Regions from separate parts of the Homo sapiens genome. Here region 1 is linked to region 2. Evidence: chromatin loops called from intact Hi-C (ENCODE). Cell type or tissue: heart left ventricle. All regions are shown on one strand. Each heading gives the region's core, and the rest is flanking DNA. Links, peaks and the distances in the headings are about the cores only. Region 1 overlaps PLCL2 (phospholipase C like 2). Region 2 has its middle 85 kb from the start of PLCL2-AS1.

Evidence for each region. A loop is a pair of places that touch in the nucleus more often than their neighbours do. Peaks named below come from ENCODE experiments on the same cell type or tissue, not always from the same donor. Only the 100,000 strongest peaks of a DNase experiment are listed, where the experiment ranks them.
Region 1: it touches region 2 in a loop (2.6-fold over the local background); 4 of 110 quality-filtered maps call a loop at or near these places.

The regions. Positions count from the first base shown.
Region 1 is chr3:17,032,877-17,047,968 of GRCh38, reverse strand. PLCL2 (phospholipase C like 2) reads right to left here. Exons shown (of 6, transcript NM_001144382.2): 4 at 5,020-5,095. PLCL2-AS1 (PLCL2 antisense RNA 1) reads left to right here. Exons shown (of 3, transcript NR_046640.1): 2 at 3,781-3,915; 3 at 5,056-5,217. Among named protein-coding and RNA genes, the nearest start is that of PLCL2-AS1, 14 kb to the left of the region's middle. RefSeq lists an enhancer at 7,757-8,956. In heart left ventricle, for the core only: a CTCF peak has its summit at 8,183; no DNase peak of the experiment used is centred there; H3K27ac peaks cover 668 bases.
Region 2 is chr3:17,132,519-17,147,610 of GRCh38, reverse strand. No RefSeq gene overlaps it. Among named protein-coding and RNA genes, the nearest start is that of PLCL2-AS1, 85 kb to the right of the region's middle. RefSeq lists a silencer at 3,160-3,454. In heart left ventricle, for the core only: a CTCF peak has its summit at 6,317; DNase peaks (open chromatin) are centred at 6,292, 6,799 and 11,121; H3K27ac peaks cover 1,533 bases.

The DNA of each region.
Region 1 (15,092 bases), core at 3,792-11,791, 100 kb after region 2:
ACAGGGGAGACATCAACTGCTCAGCAGACTGGAAGCAGCAAATGTAAGAGAAAAAAAGAGCAGTATACAAACAGACAGTTGGAAATACAGTACAAAGCAGTAGGAAGTGAGAGTTTAATGAAAGGAGATGGAATTTAACTATTAACACCATGTCCAGATCTGAACAGTCACAGCAGGCAGGCTGCTGTGTGTGCAGGTTAAGGGGCCTCCAAACTTAAAGCCTCCAAGAAATCACTGCATTAAACTGCAGCATCTCAAGATGACCCTGGGTCTTTAAAACAAATGTTCAAATTATTTTTGGCAAATCAAATTTAAGAAAGCAGGGATGGATAAGATCCACTGAAAATTTCCCATTAAATTGATTAAAATGAAGGGTAATTAAAGCTTTTATTATTTGGAAAGTTATTTTCTTTGATCCCACTTTACTCAGTGAAGATGCAACCCTGGCCATGCATGAAAATACGCTGGAGCTTTTAGCAAAGAACCTTCCATTTAAAGAGGTGTGGAGAGGGCTGGGTCATCTTTCATTTAGTTTGATCCTCCCTCCTAACAGTCATTCTGAAAGTGCACAGAACAGATTCTCCTGCTCTCATCCTCCCAGGCATGCAGGCATCACCTCTGCCTGAGGCATGCCCATGAAAGCAGGGAAGCCAGCAGGTGTCCTATGCGGGCTCTTTGCGCCTCTGCAACCTAACACTCTCCCAGGCCTTGTGGGTGTGGGATCACATCTTTGGGAACATCCTCAGTTCCTGTGGCAGCTTTTGCCCCTTGATTCCTTCCTTCTTTTTTCTTCGAATTTAGTTTTTATTTTTGCTAGAATTATGCATGTACGTAAAGAACCAAATAATTGTCCACAATTCTCCCTCCCCAGAAGCAGTCACATTCAATGCCTTTAGCTGATTGTTTCCCTTCCTTAGTATTTATGTTCATATTTCCAAGTAACATGCTTATATTGTTTACTTAGAACTGTTTTTCAAGCATCACCTATTAAATTCCCCATATGGAGAATGAGAATTTTGCTATTTTTAACCTCCCCACTGTCAGGACACAGAGATCTAAGCGTTAATTAATCCAGCTTCTACACAGTTCCTGTCTTTTATAACTAGCTTTAACCCAGTTCCCAGAGGTACCTGGTCACCAGGTTAGATCTGAGCTGGTGGTTGGCCTGTGAGTCAGGCTGTGTCAGGCCCCCCAAGACCAGCTTCAGATTGAGGTTCCTGAGTGGGCAGCTAAGCCAATTATCACTTGTTCAGCTGTTACTCAGTTTCTAGAATTTTGTTGCTCCCGATTTCTTTGTCCTTATGGATTTGTGGCTTAAAGAAAAACCCTCTACTGTCATTTTAATGAGGTTTTAGAGTAGAGATTAAAAGCATTTGTTAATTCACCATCTTTAACAGGATGTCATTGATTTGTTTTTTTCCTCCTCCAGAGAACAATTTATTTTCCATTTAAAATTACCTGATAGAAACACCTAGCTCACTGAGGGAAAGCATTTGGGTTTCCTTCTTGATCGTCTTCCTATCCTTTATTAAGCATACCAATTCAGTGACTAGAAAGGAAATTATAATCCAAAAATGGGCTGCAGTTTTGGCATTTAAAGAGACAAAAACATAGATATTAGAAAGCGGAAAAGACTTTGGCCCTGATATTAGAAAGTGGAAAAGACTTTGGCCCTGAAAGAATTTGACAAATCTTTTCCCAACTTTTATACATTTCTAACAAATGAACTTTTATGATGTTTCTCCCTCTGCAGACTCCTGTTCAGCTCTCCTGCTGGTGTTCCTTACCAATCTCCTACTTGAGAACATGTATGCATGTGTTCGCCTGGGCTTATGAATTATAGAGACCCATTCTTGCATGGCCACATCACTTCTCACTCCCATGGCGGCCCAGACTCACGCATCCCATATCACCCCTGCAGGATCTGATATTTAATCAGTCCCTTTGACTGGCACTGCTGATCTCTGACTCTGAGCAAAGTCCCCATACTCTTGCCCCTGTCTTGAATCCCCGCTTTCACTTCCTCACCCCCAAAGTTGGTGTTCTCCTATGACACTACTTCCCTGTTTACCTCGTCAATGGAAAACACTCCTCTCTTTTTCAGAATTTTTCTAAATGTCACGGCTTTCTGTATTATCTCAGACGAGGAGCCTTTCTCCCTTTCTGAGGTCAAGTGTTTCATGACTGTACTTCATTCCTGACCTCACATCCTTCATCCTGAATCTCTGTCTCATCTATTAATGTCTTCCTCTTCACTGGGTCGTTTATATACTCCTAGCAACATGGTTTTATTATTAAAATTTCTCTTTTACCCCAACTCTCTGTGTCACTGCATTCTCTTCTTAACAGAGAGGACTATGCAGGCAGGCTGCCTCCAACTGCGCATCTCCGAGTTGTTTCCACTGCTCTTTCCATGGTCCCTTTGGGTCCTCCACTGCTGGGATGCATAGGTTCCTAGCCTACCTTGGTTGGAGGTCTTCACTTCTCAGCATTCCTCTCCTGCCACGCTTCCTCTTCCCAGTACTAACATCAGCATAGCATGTTCCTATGTAAAAAATAGATTACACAGCCAAGAGCCTGAACCCTTCTGAACTGGGGACATTTTTTAACATGTGTTTGGGGGTGGATGTCTGACTCTTTATTTCCACTCAGTTATTTAAACAAGGTTTTAACTAATAAAAATATATGTTTGTGCTTTAAAATTCGAAATACATCTAAAATAATCCTCTCTTGCAGCACTTTGGTGACCTATATCTGTTGGCAAGCAGAATAACAATTACTTATCAAAAGTAAGATCTTATGCAACTGTCTTTGAGCCCAAAACAAATTAGCAATTCTTCATATGACTAATGACTATATGTCCTTACCATAATTGTAAACATGAGAAACAAAAGATCAAGGGACTCTAAAATAAGTACTTGGGATAACAGAAGGGCTGTGTAGGCGTTCATCAGTAACTGTGAAACCAAAAGATAATCTTTACACGCTTCTAAAGATCTTTAAACCCAGAGCAACTTGAACCATTACACAGTGGTTATTCTCCCCCCATCCTAATCAAAATCCCTAATAGATAAGATTCTTCAGCTTTTTAAGTACAAGCACATGTATCCCTTACTGAAATCAAACATAAACAGAAAGCCACATTATACTGAAAATTATCAAATCTCATAAACCAGTGAATTGACAATAACTCAAATTGTTGAATAGTTTTTTTTCTGATAAACAGTTTTTTTCAAATTCCACAAAGTCCACAATTTTCATAGCAATACATGCATTGAATGGAATCAAATAATTAAAATAAAATCATATTTAGTTAATATTTGGGCAACTACTCTGTGCAGAATGTTAGAACAGATGTCATGGGTAAGATACAGAGAGCAGCTTGATATATAATCTTAGTGCTTTAGGAGGTTATTATCCTGTTTACAAGATGGAATGCATTAATAAAATACACAATAACTGAAGAAGCCCTACCAACTGAAGCAAATTAAAGGTTTAAAGGGCTGAATAGAATGCTTTAGGTAACATAAATCCTGGAATCTTGAAAGGTCTCCCAGAAGACTGTTGAGATAATTGAAAAAGAAGAAAGTACAGATTGGCAGAGAGGGCAGAGAAAGAAGTCTCAGCAGATGAGTGATGTGTGCAAATCTGATTAAGTAGAAACACAGGGAATGGGGACAGGCAGCCCAAAGCAGAGGGTAGATGGCTCACCATCCCTTCCCTTCCTCCCTCACTCTCCAGAAGCACCTTCCTTATCTATTGCCAACTGCCTCCCATCAGGTCTGCCCATGGACATTCTCTGCACACAGCTATTATGGTCAGTACCTGAAAGCTCAGTCCCTCTCCTGTTCTACACAAACACCAATGTCTCCCCAGTGCCTCACACACCAACTTGAGACTCCTGAGTAACACACGGTAAGTATTCAATATATTTACTGTGTTTACTTCCATATCTCCTGTTCAATAATTTGCAGATTGTGTTAATAATTTGTAGATTGTGTTGTAGATAAAAATTGTGTTTGAATAATTAAATGTAGATTGTAGGGAGAGTTAGCCTGCAAAGGACTAGAAGTAGAAAGACCACTTTGCTAACAATATTTGCTGACAAGATGAGTAAAACAAGATGGGGATTGTGGAGTTTGTTGATTAGTCACTAATATGAATACTCTTTCAATAGATATTAGAAAAAAAATGTCACACATATCCTTATCTTCAATCTATTTTAAACAAGTTCATTTCTGAGATAAGGGATTTTTTTTTTCAGGGTAGGCAATATAGTTTCTTGGTTTTAAAGAACAGCAACGAAAAAAACCTTAGAAAGTCAGGACAATTTTTTTTTTTTATGACTTGAAAATATTCTCCATAATAGAATCTCCCAAATCAACACTCAAAAAATCAGAAAATTAAAAGAACTCCATTTTGTGTATTTTTATTACAATGCAGAATACTGAATTTTTTGGTTTTACCACAGCTAAAATTAATGGGATGATTGTTTATATAAGAAGAATTTTATAGTCTGGTATAACATTTGGATGTTAAATTAATGAATTTATCAGCACGCGAAAATGCCAGTGTACTAAAAAGTGTCAGGAGGTTGTAACTGGAATCCATCTCCTTTACAAGAAGCCATTCTCCCTCTACTCAAGCCTTACCTATCCTACTGTGTACCAGAGTCACGGGTGACCAGCAGGAGCTTTGGCAACACAGTTAACACTGAAGAAGAGATTAGTGCAGAGTTTCTCAATTTTGGCTGTACATTAGAAACACCTGGGAATTTAAAATAGTTATTAATTCCCAGCCCCATACCTCAGACCAATGTTAATGTATTTTGAATGGTCCCCTCAGGTGAGTTTGTTACCCAAGGCTGAGAACCACTGAATTGGTATTTTCTTTAGCCATAGAAAAATAATTTTCTTATTTGATTTTCTTGATATAGCATCCAAAAAATGAAATAGTTTTGGGGCAAAGTATATGATGCTATTAATTTCATTTAAAGAGAGGAAACAAACTTTCACTTACCTGCCTTCTGACAATGTACGATCTTTTCATATACAGCATCTGCATTTTCAATCAACGCCTTGAGGGACTGAATCATCTGCAAAGGGAACATCCAGACATGAGATTACACCTGACAACTAGATCCCCTCCTGCATTCATGCACAAGGCTCTTCTCCTAAAACAGGCTGATGTGATGATATTAAACGCTTTTTTATCTGACTTTCCACTACTCAACTTCAAATGTGCATGTGAAAATGATAACATCACACATCCCCACATAATGGTTAAAACAAGATGTGAATAGTATTACTTTCCAAGTGCAGTGAGGCTAGTACAACACTGCACTTGAACCCTGAGCTAATATACTGAACTGAGTTCATTTCAGCGTGAAAAGCTACAAATATGCGTGCAAATCTGATCTGAGTTTTAAAATTTGGTTATCCATTTTAACAAAATTTTCAACTTCATCTTATAGAAAACTTCAACACCTACACACTTCACTCATTTCAGCCAAAATGTCTTCATCTGAAATTCAGTTTAAAACATACAATGAGAATTAAAAAATAGCATTTATTTATTTGATACCATTCATCACTAATAGTACCTCTAAAACTAGTATTTTTATGTTCCTATTAATGGTTTTTAAAATGTTCAAATTTGAATTCTTGTTCCAAATTGCATGTGCTTGTTTTAAGAGCCCAAGCTTGAAGAAGGGAAAGAATCAGTGAACAGCTGATCCATTATTTTACTCACCAAAAAGCTAGGAAAAGATCCCTCTGAAGTAATCTTGTTGGCTCTAAAATCACTATGAAAAGGAAATGGGATAGCCAGAAACAAGTCTCATGGCTCAAATGGGTACAATTATGATATCTACCTTAGTATAAATTTTACATATTTGTATTTAAATATCCAAATATTTTGCATTATAATATTACTCATCTATTTTACATGACCATCATATTTTAAGTAATAAACACCCAACCATTCCTTTCATTTCTGCCTCATTTTTTTTCTTTTTATTTTTTTAAGAGACACGGTCTGTTCTGTCAGCCAGGCTGGAGTGCAGTGGTGCAATCATAGCTCAGTGCACTCTCCAACTCCTAGGCACAAGTAATCCTCCAGCCTCCATCTCCCAGGTAGCTGGGACTACAGGTGTGTGCCACCATGCTTGGCTAATTTTTAAAATTTTCTGTAGAGATGGGATCTTGCTATGTTGCCCAGGCTGGTCTTACACTCCTAGGCTCAAGTGATCTTCCCACCTCGGCCTCCCAAGTGCTGGCATTACAGGCATAAGCCACCGCACCTGGCCTGCCTTATTTTTCTTTATAGCATTTATCACTAATTGCCATAGTAATTATCTTATAGTAACTAAATATATGCAGGTTGGATTATTTGCATAATTCAAAAACCACCATATTTTTGGTAAGTTACACTTATTTAAAATATAACCAACATGTCTCTTAAAAAGTGTACTAGCTTCTTAAGCTTAGTCAGATAGTATTTATCAACTTGCACAGTTCTAAAAAAATGGTAAACATCAAAAGTTTAAAGGCCAAGGCAGGCATTTATTTACGCCTTCATAATGTATCTTTAATCATCGCTGGGGTCTACTGCAGGCAGCCCCTGTGTGGAAACCAGGGATACCTGACCTACAGGATACAACCCCTGTCCTCAAGAAGTCCACAGCCTATGGCAGAGTTTGCACTTTGGAATTCAGTATTTTCACATTCATTCTTCAAGATCTGAGTCATTCCCATAAATTAAAATATTCTATTTTACAGCTTGACGTATTGAACAGGCAGCAATAAAAATGAATCGTTAAGAACTTTATTATACTGATATAAAGTCGTTTGTACCATTACATAATTTGCATATTGAAAAGGTCCATACCGTCATCAGTAACCTTTTTCAGCTTTGATGTCAAGCCAAATGAGAGATACAAAGAAGCAAGGACTTCTTCAAGCAAGGATGGTGATTGTTACAGCTCAGTATCAAAGAACTGGCCAACTGTGCCCCCATCATTCAAATAGGAGAAGGAAAAAAAAATATGATCAAGGAAATGAACCCAGTCATTAAACAAATGAGGACAGGAGCAAAAGCAGGAGTGGAGGAGAACAAAACAGCAGCATTAAGCAGAGGCTCACACATGCAGATGAGAAACTCATCTTGGGAGTGGTGTAGCGGCAGAAACAGCAAAGATTTACATGGGTTCTAATCCTGGTTCTATTACTCATTAGCTTTGTCATCTAGGACAAGATATTTAACCTCATAACCCTAATTTCCTACCCATAAAATAAGCTTATTAAAGACATTACACCTCATAATGTGAGGATTAAATGAAAGGATGTGTGAGGAGCGACTGGCACAATGAAGACACTTGCAAGCGGCAGCTGTCACGGCTGACTCCCCATTTATCCAGGAGGCCTGGCAGAGCATTTTCTGGTAGCCCCAAATTAGCTGAATGCCCTCCTTTCATATGTTCACTGGCAATGTTTCCAATACTCATTACTAATTTTAGTTCCACTTGAAAAGCTGGGTGTGATGAAGCTCAGAGAAACAAGTTGCATTATTATTCTTAGAATCATCTTCCAGTTTAAGTATCACCAAAGGATAAATAATTATGCACCTTCCAGCTATAAAATATACGTTAAGGCTGAATAAATGCACATCCATCTCAAGAGTCCAGATATAGAAGCTCATCTGCCTCCTAAACTCTGTAACACTTGGAGGATCATTTGTTTATTCTTGGGACAATCGTTTACTGAGGCCCTCTATGTGTGAGACCCTGAGCTAAGGGCTGAGAATGAAGCACATGTACCCTAGAACTTAAAGTATATATATAAAAAAAAGAACAATTGCTGCACTGGGACTATGGTACAGAAATAAAACAGATGCACAAAGAATAACTAAAAAGGTGGGATTGCTATTGTAACCTGTGAGCTATTGGATGTGATAAAATTCAATATTCTGAAGCTACAGCCCTTTGGCAGGATATTTAATGGTGAAGCACTTGTAGTGTAATGGTATCCATGTTGACAGCCACAGAAGGATCCACTTGTGGCTTAGATTTCAATACAGGAAGTTCCTCTGCTGATAATGACAGTGAATATCGTCCCCCGATTCATGAGTAGTATATAAAATATGAAGATGACTAATACTTCAGGGTGGAGAACACAATAGTGAGAAGCCATTCCTCCTAGGTTTGCAAGTAAACAGCAGGAGGCATTTGCAGACTGTATTAGAGGGGAATTCCAGAAGGAACCAGCCTAGGAGAAGGTAGGCCCATAGTAAACAATGAGCAAAGCTTAGACAAGGCAGGCAGAAAACTTATCCAGACCTCAGCAGAGATGATTCATGTTGTCACACCTGTTATAAAATATTTGTACTACTTGCTTCAGAAGGAAGTATCTTTTTATCATTTTGGGGTACATATTTATAATTAAATTAATGTATGGTTAACAGTTCATAGTTCTTGTTCTTAACAGGCATATATTAATCTTCAACTTTTGCACTATTGCATAAATTCTCCTTGAGTCTAAGAGCTCCTCTAGGTACTCTTAAGGAAGCTCTCAGGACTGTGGGCTCCTATAGCAACACCAGGTGAAGAGTCCAGCAGGCTTAGAGGACAGGTTAGGCGATGGGCCTTCAGGCCCCTACTCAGCAGGCTGATGTTTCCCTTTCATTCTGCCATCAATTATGATTGAATGTAGTGCACATGGCACTGAGGATGCAGCAGAGGCAACATGGGGCCACCAGCTGATCTAGCAGGGGCCACTTTCTGTCTGGATCTGCTACTTTATAACAAGCTGTGATTATAAATAGTACAAGTGTTGGTTGAATGCATCAAGATGAAAGTGATTCAACATCTCTGCATCAGTATGTACTTGGTGCTTTCTATTTTATTTACTGATCACATTATCCATGTGAGGTGAGTAATTATGAGGTTAGTTTTACACATGTGAACACTGAAGACCTACCTGAAACATAAGCAACCTTTCAAGGTAATCTGGTATTATAGGCAAAATAACTGTAATTAGTAAGTCATGAAACTGGTATTCTGTTTGGTCTTGAAGCCTCTGCTTTTCCCACAAAACCATTATAGGTCTTGACACATGAGTGGCAACTGCACAAGTGAAGAGGAAAGGCCGTTTCAATCCGAAGAAAGCACAAAAGCAGAGGAAATTTTGTAACTCCTAAAAGGTGCTACACACAATTACAATAGTAATATCATCTCAGCTACTAACATTGACCCAAAGTTGTTTTTTAGAACAATGTTTCTATAAAGCACTTTGAGAAAACATTTTAAAATGACAGCAATAAATTACTTGGCTCTATTTTACAATTCATTATTATAAATAATAAATAATTTATATTTAATGTGAAACTACTAGAATAAGCATCTCAGATTAGACAAAAACAGATGTGCAGGTAGTAATATCGATGCATGAGCCAAAGGAAAAAACTACTTTATCTTGTTTTCTCTGTGTATATTACACTGATACGTCACTAGAATGCAAGGCCAAGTAGAATGGTTAATTATATAAGCATTATTTGCATTAATGCAAATGCATGAATTTCATCAAGCCCCTATAAACACACAGGTGTAAGTCTTGGCACAGCAATCAGACACCCTGCTGCCAGCCTGAGTAACTCGCCACATGGATGCTTATATTGTTTTTTCTAGGGCAAGATGATTTTATATAGTTGTTGCTAATGGATTTTATATCACTGGCCTGTTACCAGTACCTCCTACATTTCTGGAACTAAAGTGTTTGGAAAATCTATGGATGTAACATAGCCTAGAAATCTATTTCATAAATTTGATCACCTCTAATATAAGATTTTAATGTAGAATTTGAGCAGATGAAAAGCAGGAAATTTTAACTAAAGGCAAAGTAAAAATTAAAATTTATATTTTATTAAGCTGGAAAGAAACCAGATATGCCTTTTATCGGAGTGCTATGTTTTGAAAGTAACTCCCATGTTAGTGTAAAGTAAACTTCTCTGTTTATAGATACAGCTATGAGAAGGGTTATTATTACATAAATATATTATATATTACTAGATTTCTATAGACTGCTCCTTCATATTCTGTTTTGAAACTTGCTTATCAACTAGGAAAATTCCATTTTCAGAATAAGCAAGTCTGTGGTTTTATATAAGGACCCTATGTCTGATTTCAGACAATTCACTGAATTGCCCTTCATCTTAAGAACACAGATTTTGCTAATAATTATAAAAGTAGTTTGTCAATAATTTTATATACTTGGGTGAAAGAAATTTTAGTAATAACATCTGAATTCTAGATTTTTTTCCCCTTTATCTTGTTTTGAATCTCAGTTTCAGATAGAAAATCCCAACCTCTAAACTGCTTTCTTTGCCTGTCCTGCTCAACACAGATGTGGCTACTGCATCTTCTGTTGTAGCTGTTTCTAATGAAGTTACAAAGTCTGAGAAGTCCTTAAGTTGCTATAAAAGAAAAAGGCTAGACAGTAAAAAAACTTTGTTCTTTCACATGGATTCTATGATTACTTGACACATAACAGGGAAGTATCTTTCCAAACTCAAAAAATGAAAAGATTATCATTCTCAAACATGCCAATGGACTTACAAAAATGGTGCAGTATACACCTGGCCCTAACCACTGAATGCCCCCCAAACTGCCATGACCACCTTGGAGATCCATGATAGGCCTCAGTGGACCAGTAAACGCCCAGGTGGCAAGATGTGGCTTCAGGCACCACCAGGCTCAGGATGACCTTGGGAGGACTGGACCAAAGCAGGACTTGCTTCTCTGGACTCCAGGGATGAATACAGAACAGTAAATGTGATCATGGATAAGGTTTTCAGAAAATAGGAACTAATTCAATCCAAAGTAATTTTTTCCCATCTAGTCAGAATTTTCTGAATGGCAGCCTCTGTTATGGTTTAAATGTGTCCCCTTCAAAATTCAAGTATTGTCAATGTGATCATATTAACAGGCAGGGCCTTTAAAAGGTGATGAAGCCATGATGGCTCCTTCCTAGTCAATGGGATTAAGGTCCTTATAAAAGAGGTTTCACACAGCATTCAGCTAGCATGCCCTTCTGTCTCCCACCACGTGAGGAGCCACTCAGAAGACCTTCACCAGATACTGAGCCTTGATTTTGGACTTCTCAGCCTCCAGAACTGTGAGAAAATAAATTTCAGTTTTTATAAATTGCACAGGCTGTGATATTCTGTTTCAACAACACAAAATGGACTAAAACAGCCTCTTAAAGCTCAACGTCCCTGGTGGGTGGTCAGCCTTGTGCTGTTTGGCCCTGCAAAGCCAGTTAGTTCACTAATGCCATGAATGGGACAGAAAGTAAGATCAAGATGCCCTTGGGAATTTGTAAGCTTTGGTGCTTTTTTCTGCACTCTTGAGAGAAACACCTCTCTGAGTTAACAATATAATCTCTCTTTTTAACACTTTAAAATAATTATTACTGTGCGGGTGAAGAATTTTAGTTTGATTCTAAAACATCGGGATTTGAGACTTCTCAACTGAAATCCAGAGGTAAGTTTTTCCTTTACTAAAGCTTCCAAGTACAGAAAAATGTTACAAAGTTGAACTAATGGAAGAGGCACCATTTATAAAGTTATTGTTGGAAAATACAACGTACTTTTAAATACTTGAACATAATATAAGTCACAAATTTACACTGAAATACTGAAAGATTATTGCTGTAGAGGTCTTTGGCCAGCTGTGCGCTACAATTAAACCCAGCTCCCCTTTCCATCTCACATGGGGAGAGCATTGTGGCTGCAGTCCACTGTGGGGAGGACAGAGAGCTGGTGCCTATCCAGGGGCCGAGGTCTGCCATATCATTAAGAGCTGTGGTCGTCCTCCCTTCCAGCAAGGTCACTATGAAAACACTTTCTAAATAACAAACCGTTTCCAGAGTAACTTGTCCTAGGTTTCTTATGAAACTTCATTTCCACTACCACATCTTCCACTACGCAAATTATAGGGGGGAAAAAACCCTATATAAAAGAAAGTTGTAGAAAGAACTTGACATGCGCTTGATAAAAAGCACTACTCAACTGTTAACAAACATACAGAGGAGCATATTTGGGTGCTGCCACACACAGGACCCCGCTGCAGGCATGATGTGGAAGGCCAGGACTTGAAATCATGTAAAATATTGTTAAGCTTTCTAGGCACCTCAACTCGTATTAGAGAATGTAAGGAAACATGGATAGAAGAGGAGTGAGGGCCAGATTGGATAAGATATAAACTTCTACACTGCAGAGTTTGAATTTAATCACAAACCCTTGACAATTTTAAGCAGAGGTGTTATGAACAAAGTAAAATTTCAGAACCATGAACAAGCATCAGTGTGAAGGAAGAAATGGGAGATGGCACAAAAGTGGGAACAGGAAGCAGGTGGGGGCCACTGCTATATGAGAGACATGAGAGGCAGCAGAGGGGCTGGGAAAGAAAGGATGACATGAACACATTACATGGAGGAGGACTCCAAGGCTGATTTGCTGTGGGCACAGAAGGAAGAGCCAAGATAAGAGAGAAAACTGGTCAGGATAAGAAAAATTGTAACACACCTTACAATTATAGAGTGCTTTACGGTTTACAACTAAACATGTTACACACCCCACAGTTACAGAGTGCTTTACAGTTTACAAGTAAACATGTTACACACCCCACAGTTATAGAGTGCTTTACGGTTCCTTTAAGTATGTTAACGTATTTAGGATGTGAACTTCCAGCTTAGTTGAATTGAACTGGTGGTTACAATAGGGAAGTCTAAGAACCTCGAGTACAACCGGAAATTATGTGACAGCTTGCTTCTGGCACTGGATAATTGAAAATTTTCTCCACAGAGGTAGTGGCTGAGATGAAAGAATGTCTACATTTCTGAGGGAGAAATTTTAAAGATGAATGAATGTTGCATGATGCTCCAGAATCACTGGAATAAGCAGAGAGAATAATAACTAGTATGACAGGTGCAAGAGTGGTCCGAGGGCAGGAAAAGAACAAGGATGCTAAACATTTACAGGCGTGTACAGAGAGAGGTGCTGGGAGAGTGAGTCCACAGTATTGGAAGCTGCGGATCTGGTCATTTGGTGATCTTGAGTAACTGTGGAGAATATACAGTAAGTCTTCTCTTAACATGGACAGCTTCTTGGAAACTGCGACTTTCAGTGAACAAGGTACAATGAAACCAATTTTACCCTAGGCTAACTGATATAAACAAGGGTTAAGTTTCCACAGCGTATTTCTGGTCACAAAAACGTCATCAAACTTCTCAATAAAGATCAAAACACTTCTAATTTTAAATGCTGAAATAAATGTGAACTATACATACATTTAAGAAAGATTAATGAAAACAAGTAAGATCATTATTTACTCAATTTGTGGTGAATTCGTGACAGTAGTCATAGTGGTGGTGTATTAAATCAACAAATGTTTGCAAAATGAAAATTTTCAGAGGAACCTCCTACTACCACACAGCTCAAAAACAGTTAACAAATATTGCCGTGCATTTGGATGAATGTCAAATACCTGATAATTTTTTTTATTTCCCAATAACTTATATTCATTCATTCATTTATTTATTCATTTTCCAACCCACTTATTCCAATCCACTTATCAAAGGTGGCCAGAGCCTATCCCAGCAGGTCAGGGTAAAAGGGGGAACCCACCCTGGACAGGATGCCATCCCATCGCAGGGCACACTCACACACACATCCACACTCACTCACACTGAAACCCTGAAGATTGTCCAACTCATCTGAAGCTCACATCTTTGCTATGTGGGAGGAAACTGGTGTACCTGGTGTACCTGGAGGAAACCTACACAGATGTGGGGAGAACCTGCAAACTCCATACAAGTGGCCCCAGCTGGGAATCAATTATTTTTTCCTCTTCAGTGTTATAATGAAATGATGCTGAACAAAATGACATTATTCAAGGATCGGCTGTAACTGCAGTATGACAGTTCTGCAATCCTAAAACTCACCTCACTATACAAAATTGTGCAATAAAAACCACAGGGCTTATAAGGAAAGTGGGTTAGGGGCACAACACTAAAAAATTTTGCAGTGACACATAAAAAAAGACATCAAATAAAAACAATATCACAGTTCTGCATATGTTAAATGGTTAAAGAATGAAAAAATACTACAATAAACATGGCACTTAACCTTGAAAAAGACCTGAAGGTTGCTGGTGGAAGTGGGTGTTGGAGGAGTTGCAGCTTGTGAGTCACTGTGAAGTGGTGGAAGGAGGGTGATCTGAAATCTAACGGAAAATTGTAACACAAGATGTAGAGGGTGTAGCTCATAACACATTTTGTGAATTGAAGAATATGGTGGATGTTTGAGGGGTGTGTGTGTAATTTCAGTTCACACAAACTTGTGCACACGCAAATGCAAAATTTTTGGTATGCTCAAATTGTTACCTAACATATAAACTGCATTCAAGCAAGTTTGAATTTTCAAAACAAGTATTTGTAGTAGAACTTACTATAGAAGGGAGAATACTTCAAAATATTTCCAAAAAATTTGTTTACAAAATTCTTCTATGGAATTTTATTTGAAGTCTAAGTTAAATTCTCAGTTTCTGCCACGTTCAAAGCATGGTTTTGGCGTCATATAAGTCTGCCTGAACACTGTATTCAACTATTTTAATGATCATTTCTTGCCAGAGAACAGATGCCAAATGCTATATAAATCTGGAATGAATTATGAATTAAGAGTGACCCAGGGTCCACATGTAGGAAGCTAGCTATTCTCAACTTTTTCCAATATACTCTAACTTTTCATAAAGCTCACTTCAGAGCTAGGGTAGTACCTAAGGGATCAATGTGTCTTTCCTGTTACATAACTTTTATCTAAACCCTGATACGGTCTGAACCTCTTATGTACTACATTTCAGATAAAATCCTATAAAATAACATCCCATCTTATCTGTAGGTAGCTAGTTGAATTTTCAAATTATAAAAAGCCTCCTCTAACACAATCAATGTCTCTATCACTTCTCAGCCTAAATTAATATATAATCATATTCACACACTTAGAAGCGGGCCATATTTCACAGGTTAAACTTTAAGTGC
Region 2 (15,092 bases), core at 3,217-11,216:
TCTGTCGCCCAGGCTGGAGTGTAGTGGCATAATCTCAGCTCACTACAACCTCCGCCTCCCGGGTTCAAGCAAGTCTCCTGCCTCCGCCTCCTGAGTAGTTGGGATTACAAGGGCACAACACCACACCCGGCTAATTTTTTTTGTATTTTTAGTAGAGATGGGGTTTCCCCATGTTGGCCAGGCTGGTCTCGAACTCCTGACTTCAAATGATCCACCCGCCTCAGGCTCCCAAAGTGCTGGGATTACAGGCATAAGCCACCACGCCCAGCCCGGAATCTATTTTTTATGCCCACTCTCAGCAAACAGATTTTCCTTATATTGCTCCAACCTCATGTGTGAGTCGTTACTTATCTGGATGTAATAGGTGGGGCAACGCAAATGCCTATAACACCACTGAGAGTCGGGAAGAAAGCAGAGAAGAACTTGAGTAGCAATGACAGGTGTGTAAATGTCACCAAGTCACTGCAGGAGGCCCATCAGCCATTGCTCTGTTATTTACATATATTTAACACACACTTAAAAGGTTTGGCCATAGCGTCTCCTTGTCCACAGCCATTCACATGGGGTGGAGATGGCCTTAGACAGCAGCTGACGTTACAACTGATAATATGACAGTGGAGGTGAGACTTAAAAACAGCCCTATAATGCTAGAAACTCGGGCCCATTCAGTGTAGGGTGAATAATCCAATTCACTTCAGTGGCTCAAGGGGCACCTCTTTTACTGCAGCAGAGCCACCTTTGTTCATAGTGGTTACCAGAGTTCTCTAGAGAAGACTGAATTATGATTAGTATGCTTCTCAGCAAGGCAACAACTGATTGTCAAGAGTGATTTCACCCCAAACTATTGAGAGTTACAGAAATCAAAATGCTTCAAGTAGTAAGCTCTAGCAAATTGACTTGAAGAATACCACATACTCTGAGGCCAAGTAAATTAGGTATCATTGTATTAATGATTCCTTTTAATGAACACATTCCAACCAAAGGCATACCAGGCCTACCTATGTTCCATGCCTATACACAGGGTAGACGCAGTGTATTAGTCTGTTTTCATACTTCTATAAAGAACTGCCTGAGACTGAGTAATTTATAAAGGAAGAGGTTTAATTGAGCCACAGTTCAGCAAGACTGGGGAGGCCTCAGGAAACTTACAATCATGGCAGAAGGTGAATGGGAAGCAAGGCTCCTTCCTCACAAGGCATCAGGAAGAAGTGCTGAGTGAAGGGGGAAGAGCCCCTTATGAAACCATCAGATCTCGTGAGAACTCACTGTCACGAGAACAGCCTGGAGGAAACCACCCCCATGATTCAATTACCTCCACCTGGTCTCTCCCTTGGCACGTGGGGATTATGGGGATTACAATTCAAGATGAGATGTGGGTGGGGACACAAAGCCTAACCATATCACACTGCTTGGGGTCAAACTTTTTACCCAAAGAGCATGGCTCTGAAGTCACACGTGCCCAGACACGATTCTCAGTGGGGTGACCTTGCTCAAGGCCTTCATCTCACTGAGCCCCTGTTTCTCCATCAGTAAAATAGGAGTTGCAGTTCCTCCTGCTAGGGTCATAAAGAGAGGGGAATAGGATGAAGGCTTGTGGCACATGCGGGTCTTAGGGAATGTTTATGTGAAAAACAACTTTCACGCGAGAACTTTTCCCTCGAGGCCGTTGCAACCCTTCTACCCTCCTCGACGACGGTATGTATGGGGCCAGTTCTCAGCCACCTTCTGCCTCAGCTTCCCCACTGTCCCTACTCCTATCTGAATCACATCCGCCATTCCCGGCCATTGTCAATCCCAGAGGCTGTGACTTGGTCGGCTCCTAGGCACTTGGGACAAGCTGGCTGGCTGGTAAGGAATTTGACTCCGGGCCTCTGGAGACCACCCCGGCTCCATTTTCCTATTCGCACCTCCCTCTCTCCGTATCCGCCAGCAAACAAGCAACCATCAGTCCTCTCTAGAGATTCGAGGGCTCCCGGGGCATCATCTATAAAGGCTGCAGCCTTTTCTGATGAAATTATCTTCCTTCAGGTGGCAACTTTAAACCTCCCCTTGGCAATCAGGAGCTGCTCACTGCACTCCAGACAGAAACCACTTAACTAGATTCAGGGGGCAAATGTCTTCTTTGTGAGTCTGGCTCAGTTCCTCAGTCTACCTGAGCAGGAAAATGTGGCACCCCATGTGCTGTTTCTTAATGCTGACCAGGAACCTCTCCTGCCTACTGGAGGGGATATGGGTTTGTAAGAGAGTCCTGCTGTGGGAGAAGCTCGGCTCAGACCAAAGGTGGTGAGGTCAGAGGGACACAGGCTTCTGGTCTCGCCACCAACCACTGGTGTGATCAGGGTAAAAGTCCTGTGACCCCAGTGGGGCCTCAGTTTCTTCATCTGCAATAGGATGACAAGACCCTCTCCTAGGACTGTGGTGGGAAATAACAAAGATGGTTGATGTAAGGGCTCTGTATAGGGTCATCATACCGGGGCCAGCAGCAAGGGAATGCGGGACACATTCTTCTCATGGTGAGGGCAGCTGTGCAAGAGATCGATCCCATCTGTGCACACATCCCAGGCCTCTGCATGCATCACATCTGTTAACTCCTGTTGGCCAAAGCAAGTCCTATGGTTGAGCCCAGAGACAGGGGTGGAGCGGGAGGCACACCAGCCCACAGAGCGGCAACCGCAAACTCCGATCCTACGACTAGGGAGGGAGTGAAGAGCTAGAAACGCACCCTCATTGGCCAAGGATGGTGTATAGTTAGGCTGGGATTTGCAACCTGCATTCTCTTGGAGGACACGGCCCACACTGTTTCACCTCCACATAATTACCCTGTGGTGACTCAAATTGAGAATGAGTCTCAACCTTTTTACTTACAGGAAAGAGAGTCTTTCATCAACATCCATCTATAATTTGCCTTAAGTTGTTTTCCCAGCCAGGAAAGGCCTATTTTGCAAGCATTTATTGGCTAGGGCTGTGAGTGTTTTTCATGTATTAACTCATTTAATCCTCACAACAGCCCTATGAGGCAGGTACTGTTGTTTTCCCATTTTAGAGAAGAGAAAGTTGAGGCTCAGAGGGATTAAATAATTTCCGTAGGGTCTCATAGTGCGTAAGTTCCCAGAGATGGGATCTGAACCCAGGCTGGCTCTCTCTCCTCTCCAGAACCTGCACTCTCGCCACCGTGCTTACCCATCAGAGACCCTGGGACCATGGCAATGTGAAAGACTCTGGCAGCGCCCAGGCCACGGGGAAAGCCCCTCCTCTCTCCCACCCACAGTGACATTTCCATCCCCAGATGGCTTAGAGATTCCAGAAGACTCCACTGCTGACAACCATCACTGCTTTTGCAGACATCGCCTCCTTTAGTCCCTACAGCTGCTGTGATATTCATTTTAAAGACAAAAGCCTGTGGGAGGGAGTCATCACTGTGAGCTCCTGATGCAGCTGGGAGTGGAGTCCCAGGGGCTGAGGAGGGAAGAAGGGAGACCTGTAGCCCTGGCTCAGGTAGATGGGGACCCTGGGCCCTGAGGCTGTGGAAAGACGTTGGGGTATCCCGGAGAGAAAGGCAGGAGGCCACGTCTCTGCAGACAGCACCAAAATGGGGCCAGCTTTCCTCACACACCCCAGCTTTCCTCATGGGGTATGGATTAGTCTGTTCTCACACTGCTGTAAAGAAACACCTGAGTATGGGTAATTTTTAATTTATTTTTTATTGTTTTCAAGACAGAGTCTCACTCTGTCACTCAGGCTGGAATGCAGTGGTGTGATCTTGGCTCACTGCAACGTCTGCCTCCCCAGTTCAAGTAATTCTCATGCCTCAGCCTTCCCAGTAGCTGGGATTACAGGCACATGCCACCATGCCTAGCTAATTTTTGTATTTTTAGTAGAGATGGGGTTTCACCATCTTGGCCAGATCGGTCTCAAACTCCTGGGCTCAAGTGACCCACCCACCTCAGCCTCCCAAAGTGCTGGGATTACTAGCACAAGCCACTGTGCCTGGCCTGAGTATGGGTAATTTATAAAGAAAAGAGGTTTAATTGGCTCACAGTTCCACAGGCTGTACAGGAAACATGATGCTGGCATTTGCTCGACTTCTGGGGAGGCCTCAGGAAACTTACAATCATGGTGAAAGGCGAAGGGGAAGCAGGCACTTCTTCCCATGGTGGGATCAGCAGACAGAGAGAAGGAGGAGGTGCTACACACTCAACAAGGTCTCCTGAGAACTCTATCAGGAGAACAGCACCACAGGGGATGGGGCAAACCCGTTCATGAAGGATCCACCCCCATGATCCAATCACCTCCCACCAGGCCCCACCTCCAACACTGGCGATTACAACTGGACATGAGATTTGAGCGGGGACACAGATCCAAACCCAGGGTGACCCACTGGGAGACTGGCATCCAGTCGAACCTGAGCCTTGGTCCCTTCTCCCAACCTGCGGCACAAGAATCACACCAGTAAACATTTCATCTCAGGGAGGACGTTCCTTCTTGGATTCTCTCCCACAGGACCCCTTCCTACCCCCACTGCACCCATTCCTCTCAGCTTGGCCCAAGATGGCCTCTTCCTGACCTGGCCCCAGCCTGCTCACTTGGTCAGTTGAATCAAAGAACATCAGGAATTTGTGGTGTGCTCAAAACACAAGGGAACCTCCAGCAGCTCTGAGGCCATCTGAAACACTCTCGAGGACAAAACTTTTAAGGATAAGGGGGTAAAGTGGCAAGAGGGCCTGATGTGGTCTTTGAGGACCACTTCATGTTTTGAAATTTAGGTGTTTGCAGCCAATATTAAAAAACAGAGATTGCACATGAAAATCGGGATGCATGCCTCTCTTAACGCCTGGGAAGCTCTGTCCGTGGAGCCCACAGCAGGGCTGGACGGGGTGAGCCAGTGAGGCACGCAGGGGCTCAAGGTAAGGAGCCCACCCCTTCAGGCAGCGGCTCCGCGTTCGCTAGGCCTGATGTGGGTCTGGTGGGTGTCTGTATTTACCCCAAGGGACCCTCGAGAAGTCAGGCCACATCCTATGCCTCCTGCTCCCTCTTTTTTCTTTCTTTTTCTGAATTGGCAGCCTATTTTATTTTCTTGAATTAGAATTTACATACAATAAGGTAGATATTAAAGGCTCAACCCATTGATTTCTGACAGATGTTGTCACCTGTGTAAACACCACACCGTCAAGATACAGAATATTCCATCATCCCAGAAAACTCTCTCAGGTCCCCCCAAGTCCTGGCCTCCCCCAAGGCAACCACTGATGTGTGTTCTATTGCCAGGAGCCTTTAGCCGGTTGCAGAACTGCTCAGGAATAGAGTCCCGCAGGGTCCTCAACTGCTATGAAAACAGCTCCTTTTCATCACTAGTGGCATGCCGGTGTGTGGATGTACCATAGCTGGTCTGAACAATTGAGGAGTTTATGGGCTGTTGTGAACACGGCTGATGCATGAACAAGCACCTGTGGGATTTGCTGAATCTCTTAATTGGTCACTTTCATGGGTGGGGGAAAGAAGGTTGATTGGCACCAGTCTTCTGACCCCATTCCCTCCCCCAGCTTTGAAAGATTTAGCTCCATGTTATTTGCCCACCCTTTCTTCAGGGTCTCCCAGGAGTGGATTTGCAGGAAGGAGCAGGGAGGGAAGGGGAGTGGTCAAAGATGGAAGTTTAGTGGAAGACACAAGTCAGAACACACATGCGCACATGCATGCACACACACAAACACATGCATGCACACACACAAACATGCATACACACGCATGCACACACATGCACATGCACACACACACAGGTGCACACACTACCAAGCTGCAGGGTCATGGAGTTGCGGATCCTCTCAGATCAGATCTGCGCTTGGAGGCTGCATTTCATAGATCAGTCTCTTTTCCAGGGCCTGTCATGCCTCTAATTCTATGCACCCAGTGCAGAGCTGCCGGGTTTGCCTTTCTACAGAGACATTATTTGCTCATGTCACCCACCACTCAGGTGCCTTTCATGGGTTCTCTTTGCCCATCTGAGTTCCACAGGCCACAGATGGCCATTTCCTCCACCTCACACCCGACGACACACCGCATGCTTGTTCTGACCCAGCCCTTTGTGGTTGCTGAGCCTTGGGCTGGGAGGATCAGCCCCCACGCTGTGCCCAGGATGTGCCCCATCCCCTCTGCTGTCATTACTTTTGTGAGCACCTAGGAGCAGGGCCAGATGGCAAGAGAGCCATGGATCCTCTCCTGGGCCACACCTTGGTGCTCAGGCTATGACAGCAGAGGTCTGCCCTGACCAGGAGGAGCCAGTGCTGTGGAAACTGACCTGGCTCCTCAGCCTCCCTTGGCTGCCACGTGGGGGCCCTCCAGGCTCTGGGCACACCAGTCCCCATGCCCCTCAAATGCGCAGGTGAACATGAATGCTACCCTTGCTCAAATATAAGTGACCTCCAAATATCAAGTTCTCCCAGTAACGTCTGTCAGGTTGTCTTGTGACCACCTAGACATTTAGTGATCAAGATAAACTAGTCAAATGTCCCATGTAATACTTGCCTTATTCATTGGTTGCACATAAATCCTAAACGTCTCTCGAAACTGGCATGTCCTGTGCCTGATGGTGAAGCTGCTCTGCTTTGCCAGGAACAGCCCTCTGGTGGGGGTAAGGGTGGAGGTGGGTCCAACTGAGAGTAAATTCCCTATAAGGGGCCGGGACAGAATGTACCGCCAGATTACTACCCGCACCCCCTACCACCCCGAAAGTACACATATCGCTCCCCTTTAGAGGGACCAGGACTGGCTGGTATCCCTGAGGTGTCCAATTGCAGCCAGCCCTGACTCACCCGTGTCCTCATGCCAAGGGCTCTGGACTGGGCCAGAAAGAGGCAGAGACAGAGGAAACAGAGCGCTAGAGAGGGAGACAGAAAGGGAGAGACAGAGAGAGACAGTGATAGACACAGAGAGATAGCATCAGAGAGAGGAGGAGAGAAATAGAGACAAAGCCTTAGAGATACTGAGACAGAGACATTTAAAGACAGAGACAAAGAGATAAGTAGAGACACACAGAGATACAGAGACATACAAAGAGAGACATGCGGACGCACAGAGACGAGAGAGAAAGAAACAGAGCTAAAAAGTGGGGTGGCGGTGGGGGAAGACAAAATCTGAAACAAAAAACAAAACAAAACAAAAGTCTCTCATTGGCGGCTGAACAGGGATCTAATCACCAGGCTCGTCCAGCCTTTCATGTCTGGCAAACTTCTTGAACTGCTGGAAAGATCAAACGCACACAGCTCTTCATGAGTCTAAGACCCTTTTCACCCAGCCCCACATCCCAACCCCAGAAGGCTTTCTCCGAAGGGGCTTTGAGAAATTAAGTTAAAGGCTTTAGAGTCATGGCCAGGAATGCAAGCCCCACCCACCCTACTGCACCCCAGAAGCATGCCCCAGAATAAGGCCACACCAGGGCCCCCAGCATCCTCACCTTCTGCAGCGCAGCAGAGGCCCTGTGAGGAGCCAACCAAATGCTGCCCACCACCACGTGGTGAGTCTCCAGGGAAACGCCAAGACCCCTTGTCCACCTCTCAGGGCCCAACAGAGGACCCCGGGCTCCACAGCAAAGGCAGTGCAAACAGGGAAAGGGATGCGCGGTGCATCATTGCCTGATCGGGGAATGGCTGTGCTGTGTGTGTGTGTGTGTGTGTGTGTGTGTGTGTGTGTGTGTGTGTGTGTGTGGTGTGTGTCTGTCTGTCTCAACACAGCTGTCACCCCGAAGAGGCCAGGAAAAGGGATGCTTCCAAATACAATCGGCATAAAGAAACCTGGAGCCACAGAAGGTCCAGACCAGGAGACAGCAGAATGATTTCAGGGTTGGAACAAAGGCTGGTTCGCTGTGCAAGAGCAGGTCCACCAGCAGCACCAAGTGCTGCCCCGAGCCTGGGATTAAGTGTTTTCTGCTGTGTCACAGACACAGGCCAAGGTGGGCTGTGCTGCCGTGGGCTGGGTGGACGGGCACCCATGTTGCAGGTCATGGCAGCACCACACAGTCCGTAACGATGTGGTTGCATGTCTGTTTCCAACTCCTTGGCCAGGGGAGACTTCCTTTTGGTTTGCTGCCCAACCATGCAAACACCTGCACCTGCAGCCCTGAAAAAATATACCACAGTTGTTGTGCCCTCTGCCCAGGAAGAAATATTCAAAGACAAAATCGCTGCATAACAATGTGACTTCATTGAAAAGCAGCCCCTCCAGCTCAGCAAGTCAGTCCACAAGTGGGCTGTCCCCTACGCACCCAAACTAGCTGCATTTTCAGCCTTACCCAGTGACCCTCTTCAGGTCACTTGGCTGCACAGGAACCCACCACGTGGCCAGGGCCGTGGAATCTGTTGATGGATCAAATTTGGCTCAGAGCTCATGGACATCCACCTCTGCACTCAGAAGACTGTGCCGCAAACACTGGGACCCGCTGCCCAGGAGTGCTTCTCCCTGCCCAAAATGCACAGAGCCAGTTGACAGGAGAGGAGAAGCAGGAGAGAAGTGTGGATAAATCCTTACCACCACATCTCTTGGCTGGGGTAACTGATGAGAGGGTTTTACTCCACCTCCAGGAGCTCCCCAGGGAGGAGGAAGAAACTCCAGGTGCTGGCAGCCCGGATGGGCTTGAAAACAGTGCCCTGCCCTTCCCTGTCTCCCCACACCTGGTAGAGTTTTTGGGCATCACCTTCTAGATTAGCTACTTGTATTTGAGTCCTTGTCTCAGAGTCTGCTTCCGGGGAACCCCGACAAGACAAGTCCCCTGAGTGTCTAGGACTCTTAGGAGAGGAAAGAATGGATCTTGGTCCCCTGCTCTGTCTTCTCCTCCTCAGGCACAAGGGGCCCCCTCAGGGCCAGGGAATGGCTTGGGCTGCTGGCACTGCTTGCCTGGGAAAGGCTCCAGCCCAAGCCTCTGCAGTCCCCCTCACCTCACCATCTCTGCCCCTGGGTAAAATCCCTCTGAAAGAATTACTGCTTTAAAAGAGAGGATGACGTCTCCCAAGAAGACATTTAGCTAAAATGTCAGAGTCACCTACATGGCAACGATGGGCTTAAGCAGAAAATAGTCATTTAAAAAGAGATTACTACAAGCAGGGCACTTGGTGATGGCACCTGGGGCAGCAGCTCTGCAAGACATTGCCTTCAAGTTGAACTGTCACTCAAGGACGGGTGACTCAGTCCCAAGTAACCTTAATAAGAACCCAAGTAACAGGGAAAGCCACTTAAGGGATTGGTAGCTCTGGAGAAACAGAATCTCCTTTTGTTTGTAACTGGATAGAATTAAGGGGATTTCACAAAAGAGGGACTCTTGGGGACTTACTCCAAACCTGGCGACTACAGGCAGCAGGTCTGTCCTCTGGATGGCTGGCCCCTCCCTACTCTGTTTCAAAGTCTAGGGCTTGTGGGCCTGGGCTCTGAACTTGGTCACTGGCCTGGTGGGACCTTTGGATTTGTGATTAAATTCTCCCACACTTGAAGAGGTCCGACTTGTACTGACACAGCCAACTCTTCCCCTGAGCTGGACGTGGCCCCAGGATGGTGCCATTTTTGCCTGGAGCTCCTCTGCAGGTTTTTCAGTGGCCCATGACACTGAGAACACAAAGGCAGAGGTTAAGATGGAAAGAGATTCTTTGGCAAGATGTTTGCTGCTTACTGGGTAACGGTATGCTCTCCACGTTGCCCTGCCTCCCTGCAGAAAGGCAAAGCCACGGGAAGGTTCTAGCCAATGGGCTGTGAGCAGAAGTGCTGCCTGGGACTCCTGGATAAAGCATCTATGGGTCAGCGTGCAGCCCTCCCGCTCTCTCCTTCCCAGCTGTGGTGACTAAAGCCCTGGGTTGAGAAGGAGGCAGCCTGGATTCAAGCACCTGGATTGCTGAGTCACCATGGGGCAGGAGGCTGCCCTGGGAGTCCCCAGACCCTCACTAGAGTCTGTGTTAGCAAGAAAGAAGCCAGCTCTGATTTCAAGGATAATTTGTTACTGTGGCAAGCCTGACCTAACCTGACTAACGTAAATGCCTCAGCACACAGGTGGCATCTGAAGAGTCCCATGAATGGGAGGGAGAACACAGACTGGAGGAGGCAGAGTTGTCTCCGAGTTCTAGCCAGCCCTAGGGGCGTGTGGAGGGCAAAGACGATGTCATCTCCACTTTACACCTGGGGAAACTAAGGCTCAAGGGGGATGAGTCATTTTCCTAAGATTGTACAGTGAGTGTTGGTGCCAGGTCTTCTCACTCAACCCTGGCCTTTTCTGTTTTGCTGTGACAGCTAAAGGGAAGGCTTTGCCAGGTGGCTGTGACTTGAGATGTCACTTTGCAGGAGGGCAGGATCATCTAGTGAGTTACCGAGGAGGAAGGGGAGAGAGGTGAGGAAGTACCTCCTTTGGGCTTGTCCTCACCTCTGCCCCATCAACCTTCCCCAGCATATCCTCCCAGACTCCTGACAGGTGCAGGCCCTTCGCTCTCAGGCTGCTGGGCAGTAGTATGTAGGACCTTGGGTTGGGGAGGGAAGGCATCACCTACCATTGACTGAGGGCTTACTGTGAGGACTCTATATGGGTCAACTCATTTAATTCTCACAACAATCCAATGATCTCCATCACAAATAGAAAATCTGTGACACAGCAAAGTAATTTGTCCATGGTCCAACAGCTAGAGCCAGGATTCCAACAACCGGGGCAATGTAGTCCCAGAGACCTCTCAACATGCTGTGATTCTGCTTCCAGGTATTGGGGAAAATAGAGATGGTGGAGACACAGAGAAATAGACAAACACACAGCCTCACACACACACAGAGCACAGCACTGTTGTAGCCACTCAAGTGGACTCTCCTGGCAGGGATACCCACCAAGCCCTCCTGGGCTGTCAGGGTGTGGCATGCTCCAGCCACCAGACAATTGGTGGACAGCACAGAGTAGGGCAGGAGCAGGGCAGGCCTGCCACAGCATGCGACGGACGTGGAGCCCACGTCAGTTCTTGCTCCTTCCATTCTAGGAACCTTCTGCTTCAGCTGAGCACAGGCATTTTTACAGGAGCCCTTGCCTCAGAACCACCCCATGACCTCCTGGTCAGAAAAGTCCCATCTGTCTCCAAAATACCCCACACAGTGGGCCACAGTCCCGCATGACTGGCCTCCCTGCATCCCTGCACGAAAACTAGGCCACCGTGTCCTTCAGACCATAATGGGAGGCCCTGCGGAGAGCTCCATCAATCACATCACAGGAGAGATAAAGCCTGGCCAGCTGGAAAATTGGGATAAGTACAGCAGCAGAGCCATTCCTCAGCCAGAAGGTTTCTCCCTCCACAGCCTGGGTGCGGGAATGAGAGACCAGTATGTGGCTGTTCTCATGCTCGCAGGCATTATGAAGAGGGTGCTTTGTGTCCCTCACATGCCACCCGTGCTCAATGATCTAAGACCTCCCTCCCCTCCTGCTCCCTAGGTCTACACCATTTGGGGTCAAAGCTGTGCAGCAGGCTCTGGAAGGCACATCCCAGGACCTCTCCCTCCCCTGGTCCCTAATTAATGGCTTCTACAAAACCTCTCAAGTTGGTATTCAACAAATACTGCACCCCTTCTGCTCTGTCTCCAAAGTTTCACACAGTTAGGGGATGTCTTTGAGCCCACAGGGCAGATGGCAATGTTGCCATAAATCTGTGCTCCATCACAGAACCCACCCCCAAGGCAATTTAACCCATGAACTCTCACTCCCCATGCTGGGCAGAGCCTTGTGCTAGGTGCTTTGACTTCATGACTCATTTAATCCTCCCAGCAGTGTTGTGCAGTGGGACATTAGTTAGGACTGAGTTCAGCTGTTAAGTGACAGGCCTCTCTCAGATAACAGTAGCTGCTGGAACCAGTGCCTCTCAGATTTTATTTTGTACACAAGTCACTTGCAGATCTTGTTAAAATGCAGATTCTGATTCAGCAGGTCTGGGGTGGGGGTCAATATTCTGCATTTCTAACAAATTCCCAGATCATACCAATGTGGCTGATCAAGCATCAGAGGCTTAAATTAGATAGTGATCAATTTCCCTGACAGGCGAATGATATCCAAAGGGGAGAGCCATAGGCTGGTATGTGGTTTGATTGTGTCCTTTTCCTCATCCTTTCTCAATATCTATTGTCTTCCTCATAGTACAAGATGGCTGCCCAAGAACCAGCCATCACATCCATATTTTAGCCAGTAGGAAGAAGGAATAGTTGAAGAAATTCAGGCTTGCTCCTTTGGAACACTCCTTAGAAGTTGCGTATGACATTTCTATTTATATCTCATTGTCTAGAACTTAGTCACATATCTCAAGGAAGCCTGGGAAATGTTTGCATTATCCCAGACAATTATGTATGCAGCTAAAAATTGGTGATGGTAGTGGATGGGCTATTATAATACAAAGGAGGACAGGAAGAATGGATATTAGTGACAGGTATTCTCACCTCCATCTTACACATGAGAAAACTGAAGGACAAGGAGCCTAAGAATTTTGACTGAGGAGTAAATGAGTTAATGTATACGCACATGATAACCACTAGTTGATACTTTTCATCCCTGAGCCTGTTTGTAGTGTTATGGATACCTCAAGATGATGTAGCAATGTGCCTGGCACAAAGCAGACACCCCATTGATGTCCTCTTGTCTCGGTATTACCACAAAGGCAGGCCTAAAGACCTCCTGGGTTTGAAATGCCTGGAGAGTTAGGTGCCAAGGACCTCGTCCAGGAGTGTGCCAGAGCCAGGGAAGCCAGATTCCTGTAAGTGAGTTCTCTACCTCCCTCAGCCATAACCAGGCATCTTTAAACCATCTGCACTTGTATAGAGCATGAGTTGAAAATATCTCAAAGCCTGTGCAGGGGCATTTGGAAGGTGTGATATGGCCGCCAAGTAAGGAATGCTTTTCTACCGCTAAGTTACTTGACAAATCCAGAAATACAGGCTTTGGGGATCACCCACATAGCTTCTTGAAACTAAATTTTAAGTGAAAGTTACGAAGGCAGAGACTGGCTAGAAGTTCATGAGTCTACTTCCTCTTCCTGGGCAAGCTGACTGCATTCCCTGGCCCCCTTGCAGGTGACGGTTGCCATGGATGGAAAGGGAGTGGAGGAAAGTGAGCCCCTTCTGGCCCTGGGCGTGAAGGCTGTTCTCTTGCTCTTGGCTTTTCAGCTGACAAATGGAGAGGAGGAAGGGGAGTACTCCACGGAGGCCCTGAGGGTCCATGGCACCAGGCAGCATGCCCTGTGGGTGCCCGCTGGTGTGCCTTTGGGATCCCTTTCCTGGACTCACCGCTTCTTACTCCAAGAAACGTAACCTCCAGCCTGGGAGCTTTCATCGGCAGCAGGGTCGGGCTCCAGCTGCCTGTGGCATGGGCCAGAGTGCTGGGGAGTGCAAGCCCCTCAGCCAGTGGTGAATAAATACCCCCACTCCCACTGCCCTCGAGTGGGATGACTCTGACATGTGTCCTACACAGCGGCCCAGGTCCCCAGCAGGAAGGAGCTCCAAGTGCCCACAGCGATGACAGCTCATGAACACTTCCTCCATCTGCTTCTTTTCCCTGTTTCACTTTCCCACTCTCCTAATGGGGCTTCCTGGGGTCACTCAGGATCTGCTCCTGGGCAGATGCAATCCAAGTCCCAGCACAAGTCTCTTCACATGTCGTGAAAAGCTGTCTACTGAACGCAACAGGACTGTGACAGGAGTGAGAAGTAAACCTTTGAGCATGCTCAGCAAGCTTTTCCTGAAAAGGACCCAAGAGTTAACACTTGAGGCTTGGCGGTCCGCAGTCACTTGGCGGTCATTGGTCTTCCAACCAGTGAACTCTGCTGTCAGCGCAAAAGCAGCCAGAAACAGCACATAAATGAGTGGGTGTGGCTATGCCCCAGAGAAAGATCCTTCACAAAAACCAGGCAACGGGCCGGATCTGGCGTGTGGGCTGCAGTTTGCTGACCCCTGCTTTAGAGCCTGAAGCCACTCAGATTTTGTACTTACTGTTATTGTAGCTAGTATTAATTACTCTGATTCTTGGGATCCAATCCTCTCAGAGAAGGTGGTAGAATAAATTTTGCCTTTCCCAACTATACACACAAATGAGCTGGGGTTTTCTCTGTATTACAGTGATTAAATCTTCCTTTAAAATAAAGTTGAGTTAAAAGGTGAGCTAAGGTGACCCACTTAAAATTTAAAAGTACATTAGTAATGGTTTGGAGAGAGGAAAGGTGGCAAAAATCCTGAAGCCAGTAGGATGCCAGCTATGGACTGAGTTGTGTCCACTCAAAATTCATAGCTGAAGCCCTAATCTCCAAGGTGACGGTATTTGGAGATGAGTCCCTTAGGAGCATCTCAGTCCACTTGCATTCTTATGATGAAATACCTGGTTGGGTAATTTTTTTTTTTTTTTTTTTTTTTTGAGACAGAGTCTTGCTTTGTCGCCCAGGCTGGAGTGCAGTGGCATGATCTCCGCTCACTTCAACCTCAGCCTCCTGAGTTCAAGTGATTCTCCTGTCTCAGCCTCCTGAGTACTGGGATTACAGGCACCCACCACCATGCTGGGCTAATTTTAATTTTTGTATTTTCAGTAGAGACAGGGTTTCACCATGATGGCCAGGCTGGTCTTGTATTCCTGACCTCAAGTGACCCACCCGCCTGGCCTCCCAAAGTGCTGGAATTACAGGCATGAGCCACCGTGCCTGGCCCTGATTGGATAATTGATACAGAATAGAAATGTATTTCTCACAGTCTGGAGGCTGGGAAGCCCAAGATCAAAGTGCCGGCCAGTTCAACACCTGGTAAGGGCTGCTCTCTGCTTCTAAGGTGACACTTTGTTGCTGCATCCTCAGGAAGGGATGAACACTGTGTCCTCATGTGGCAGAAGAGATGGAATGGGATGAACTCACTGCCTCCAGTGTTTCTATCAGGGGCCTAATCCCCTGTGAGGGCTTCACTCTCGTAACTTCATCACGTCCTGAAGGCCCTGCCTCTTAGAACTATCACATATGTGATCAAGTTTCAACATGCAAACGTTGTGGGACACAAGCAGACCACAGCAGTGGGGTAATTAGGTTACGTAAGGTCATGAGGGTGGGCTCTCATGGTGGAATTAGTGTCTTACAAGA